Linked DNA regions of Homo sapiens: region 1 is linked to region 2. The links are chromatin loops, found by intact Hi-C in ENCODE. Cell type or tissue: K562. All regions are shown on one strand.

Region 1 (2,500 bases), 240 kb after region 2:
CAGAGGCTGTATGCCTGGCACACAGTAGCCCCTCACTCACTAGTGGCTACGGCTGTGATGAATACCAATGTGAGCTCCTTAGGCCAGGAGCCTTGTCTTTCGTTCCTGTATTCCTGGTGCCTGGTATGGCGTGGGCACTGAACAAATGTTTGTCAGATGAATGAACAAGATGAATTTGACAGGGATAAATGTCAGTTCCTGGACTCGCATCCAAAGACCCAGCTGCACAAGGATGCAGTGGGGGAGAAATGGCTTAGCAACAGCACATGTGAGAAAAGCCGAGGGATTGAAACTGACAGAAATTCAGTCAACATGAGGTGGCTGCCAAAACCAGCCAGGGCAAACTTGGGTAGCATTATTAGAGGCTGGGTGCTCAGAAGAGGGAGGCCACGGTGGTCAGACCAGCCTCAAGAGCCACAGACCCTTGTACGTTTCGCCTGTAGGGAGGCTGGCCAACCAGATGAGGTGGGGAAGAGTCCTAAAGACCACATATCATGAGATGCGGCTGAAGAAACCAGGGCGCTGAGCTTGGAGAAGAGAATCACAAGGCACGTGGTGGCATTCAGATCTTGCCTCTTCCACTTGCTCTGGACAATCAACAGCTCCAAGTCCCAGTTTCCTCATCCGTAAAATGTGCAAGCCACAGGTTGGAGGTCACGCCGCTGCTGGAGAAGGGCAGAAATGGGAACCCGAGCCTTACTGGACCGGCCCCCCTCCGCCTCCCTCCTGAGCTCTTCAGCACGGAGGTTGTTCACGCTGAGGACAGCTGTCAGGGAAACTGTGGGTGGCCAGAGGCCTCTGTTTCCATTTTAGGGGTTGGACCAGGATCACAGGGGCAGCTCCTTCCAGCCCTAACCCTTCCTTCTCCTTTCTTCCACTTGTGGCCGATTCTATAGTCTGGGTGCTTTCCTGGCGGCCAGCTTCCCTCTATTTGCATGGTTTCTGCGTGTAAGATTTTGTGTGCAAAAGGCTGCATCTGTTCCTCTTCTTCCCAGAAACCGCCCGGTGCCTGCAGTGCGCCCGCCTGGTGTTCCCTCTGCTCCCTCTGGTGGCTATAGCGGGTACTGCACAGGGCTCAACAGAGCCAACCAGAATAGCGTTGGAATCAGACATCTTGGTAAAAGTCCCGGCCCTCCATCAACAGATGAATGGATAAGCATAATGTGGTATAACATACAATGGAATATTATTCAGTCTTAAAATGGAAGGAAACGATGACAACTGGATGAGTCTCAAAAACATTAAGTGAAAATAAGTTGGCACAGAAGGACAAATATTTTATGATTCCATTTATAGGAGGTATATAGAACAGGTAGATTCAGAGACACAAAGTAGAACAGAAGTTACCAGGGGCTCACAGAGGGGGAAAAGGGGAGTTATGGTTTAATGGGTACTGAGTTTCTATTCGAGATAATGAAAAATTTCTGGAAATGGATAATAGTCATGGTCACACAACATCGTGAATATACTTAATGCCACTTATTGTACCCTTAAAAATTGTTAAAATGGTAAATTTTGTGTTGTATATATTTCATTACAATAAAAAGTAATACAATATTCATAACACAAAATTTACCATTTTAAGCATCTTGCTACCTAAGGGCTGCATGAGCTTCATCAAGTCACTTAGCTTCTCTGGGCCTCTGCTTCCTCATCTGTAAAGTGGGGAGAGCAATACTGCTTACCTCACTGCTACCACCCTGGTCCAAGCCACCATACTTTCTCACCTGGAGGATTGCAAACTGCCTCCTTGATGGTCTCCTGGCTTCACTTTGGCCCTTCCCAACAAGTCTTTTTCTACTAAGCAGCCATAACATCTAGAAAACTAGGTTAGATCAGTCACGCTCCTGCTTAAAATTCTCCCCACACTCCTCTTTTTGACCAACAGGATCTGGTCTGTGATCACCTCTCCTGCCTCAGTACTTTCTGCCACCTCTCCCTCACCAAGATATTACTCCATGCTCCTTTTGCCTCCAGGCCTTTGGCCTCATTGGTTACCCTGACTTGAATGCTGTTCTCCTGATTGTCTTACATTGCCAGGTCATCCTTGTCATCAAGGTCTCATCTCAAATGTCACCTTCTTTTTCTGGGGATTTCATTTCTTACCAGCCACTCCAATGTTGCCTTACCTTCTAGCCATACTCTTATCACCTCTGTCTTGTTTGATTTTCTTCATAGCACCTGTCATGATCTGAAATTGTCTTATCTCTGTGAAACTGGGTCATTTTATGGGCTGGATTTTGTAGAGTGCAAAGTAGGGTATAGTTTTTATTTTTCTTCTGCCTCCATCCTTGCACTTGCTCTGTTGCTTCTCTCTCCCCACATTGTCTTTGTCCATTTTCTGTTGCCTATAACAGAATACCACAGACTGGGTAATTTAAAAAAAATAAAAAAAGAGATTCATTTGGCTCATGGTTCTGGAGGGTGGGAAGTCCAAGAGCATGGTACTGCATCTAGTGATGGCCTTAGTGCTGCATCATAACATAGTGGCAGGCATCAC
Region 2 (2,500 bases):
ACCATACCTGGCTAATTTTTTGTATTTTTAGTAGAGACGGGGTTTCACTGTGCTGGCCAGGGCTCGTCTCGAACTCCTGACCTCCTGATCCGCCTGCCTTGGCCTCCCAAAGTGCTGGGATTACAGGCGTGAGCCACAGCGCCCGGCTGGTATTTTCCTTATAGGCCCAGCTGGTATTTTCCTTATAGTTAATTCTTTTTTTTTTTTTTGAGACGGAGTCTCACTTTGCTTCCCAGGGTGGAGTGCGGTGGTGTGATCTCGGCTCACTGCAACCTCTGCCCCCCGAGTTCAAGTGATTCTCCTGCCTCAGCCTCCCAAGTAGTTGAGATTACAGGCAACTGCTACTGCGCCCAGCTAATTTTTGTATTTTTAGTAGAGATGGGGTTTCACCATCTTGGCCAAGCTGGTCTTGAACTCCTGACCTCAGGTGATCCACTGGCCTCGGCCTCCCAAAGTGCTGGGATTACAGGCGTGAGCCACAGCGCCTGTCCAATCACAGGATTTTAAATTGTATAATCAGAGTCCAAGTCTCTGGTTGGTTGTTTTTATGCAGATTGTTTGAACTGAGTCTCAGTTTACATCTAAGTGAAGCCAGTACTTGCCTGATTGTATAGGGTAGCAGTATGCAAACTAAATTTTGGAGTTGTCAGTAATGAGCATTATTTAGCACACAGGGCAGTGATATTGGGTATATTTTTTATTGTCTCCCTTTGTACCTTATCTTTATTCCCAATGCCTAGCTTAGGTATACAGTAGGTTCCAAATAAATATATGGTTGAATATGCCAATCAGGGAATTTAGGAGGATTGAGCCCTGTCTAGGATCAGAGATAAAGGTAGGTCTTTCATGGGAAAGGGTCCTTGAGAGGGAATAAGTATCAAAGACATGCTAACTGTATTCCTTCTCTTCCTTCCAGGCAGTAGAACGAGTCCTGTACCCACACCTGTCCACCTACTGGACAAACTTGCAGGCTGTGCTGGATGATTATTCAGTATCTAATGCCCAGGTCAAAGCAGATGGACACAAAGTCTATGGAGCCATTCTGGTGAGTACCGTCCCCTTCCAGCCTCCCTTCCCTGCATGAGCTTAGCAGCCAAGCAGGCTTACTTTGGAATATTTGATGGGCCCAGGTTCCTCGAATTTTTTGCCTATCTTAGTCCTTGGCTCTTACAGGTGGCGGTAGAGCGACTGCTGAAGATGAAGGCCCAGGCAGCAGAGCCCAACAGGGGTGGCCCAGGTGGCAGGGGGTGCCGGCGCCTGGACGACCTGCCATGGGACAGCCTTCTCTTTCAAGAGTCGTCCTCCGGGGGCGGTGCAGAACCCAGCTTTGGGTCCGGCCTCCCGCTGCCGCCAGGGGGCGCGGGGCCGGAGGACCCTTCTCTTTCGGTGACCCTGGCCGACATCTACCGGGAGCTCTACGCCTTCTTCGGTGACAGCTTGGCCACACGCTTTGGCACCGGCCAGCCTGCACCCACGGCTCCGCGGCCGCCCGGGGACAAGAAGGAGCCGGCGGCAGCCCCGGACTCGGTGCGGAAGATGCCGCAGCTGACGGCAAGCGCCATAGTCAGCCCGCACGGCGACGAGAGCCCCCGGGGCAGCGGCGGAGGCGGCCCCGCGTCGGCCTCTGGGCCCGCCGCCTCTGAGAGCAGGCCCTTGCCGCGCGTGCATCGGGCGCGCGGGGCACCCCGGCAGCAGGGCCCCGGGACCGGCACCCGCGACGTTTTCCAGAAGAGCCGTTTCGCCCCGCGCGGCGCCCCGCACTTTCGTTTCATCATAGCCGGGCGGCAGGCTGGGAGGCGCTGCCGCGGGCGCCTTTTCCAGACTGCCTTCCCCGCGCCGTACGGGCCTAGCCCGGCCTCGCGCTACGTGCAGAAACTGCCCATGATCGGCCGTACCAGCCGCCCCGCCCGCCGGTGGGCGCTCTCGGACTACTCGCTGTACTTGCCGCTCTGAGTCAGTGGCCCCTTCGTTCCTTGTAAATAAATCCCGCCCCCGGAAATGACGTCTCCACCTTCGTGGGTCGCGCCGGATAAGGTGGGCTTTGGGCGGGGTGCTGCTGCAGCGGCGCTTCCTGGTGGTCAGGGCGCCATGGCGCTGTCCTGGCTGCAGCGCGTCGAGCTTGCGCTCTTTGCTGCCGCCTTCCTGTGCGGGGCCGTGGCGGCCGCGGCGATGACTCGGACCCAGGTGCGGCTGCGGGGCGGGGTCAGGTAGGCGGGGGAGCTGGCCGGTCTGGACATGGCGAGGCCACTTTCGCTTTCCGACCGGGCTTGCTGCTGCTCGGAGCCGGTGGACCTGGTGAGGCACGGCTGGCGCCGGCCTGTACCTGAAATGCAGCGAGGCTAATCGCGCTTTGTGGCTCCTCCTGGCCAGGTCATACTTCGAAGTTGTCCCCTCGCCAAAGGGACGGGTCAGTAGCGTCTTAAAGCACTAGGTGGAGTCGGGTTTCGTGGCTCCTGCTGCACAGCCTTACTGTGGTTCCGAAACAGAAGTCAGTGCAGAA

Evidence for each region. Hi-C counts contacts between places; a loop is a spot of excess contacts. Peaks named below come from ENCODE experiments on the same cell type or tissue, not always from the same donor. Only the 100,000 strongest peaks of a DNase experiment are listed, where the experiment ranks them.
Region 1: a loop joins it to region 2, with 10 times the contacts of the local background. A loop is called at or near these places in 4 of 110 quality-filtered maps.

The regions. Positions count from the first base shown.
Region 1 is chr11:63,023,211-63,025,710 of GRCh38, forward strand. No RefSeq gene overlaps it. Among named protein-coding and RNA genes, the nearest start is that of SLC22A8, 8.6 kb to the left of the region's middle. In K562, a CTCF peak has its summit at 1,049 (motif pointing left); a DNase peak (open chromatin) is centred at 1,031; H3K27me3 peaks cover 974 bases.
Region 2 is chr11:62,785,344-62,787,843 of GRCh38, forward strand. It overlaps TAF6L (TATA-box binding protein associated factor 6 like), which reads left to right. Exons shown (of 11, transcript NM_006473.4): 10 at 917-1,045; 11 at 1,174-1,999. The coding sequence ends at 1,953. TMEM179B (transmembrane protein 179B) reads left to right here and starts at 2,059. Exons shown (of 5, transcript NM_199337.3): 1 at 2,059-2,184. The coding sequence starts at 2,089. It also overlaps a transcript of TMEM223 not described here. RefSeq lists an enhancer at 1,130-1,329 and a silencer at 1,580-1,689. In K562, CTCF peaks have their summits at 1,340 (motif pointing right), 1,934 and 2,449; DNase peaks (open chromatin) are centred at 1,348 and 2,008; H3K4me3 peaks cover 1,613 bases.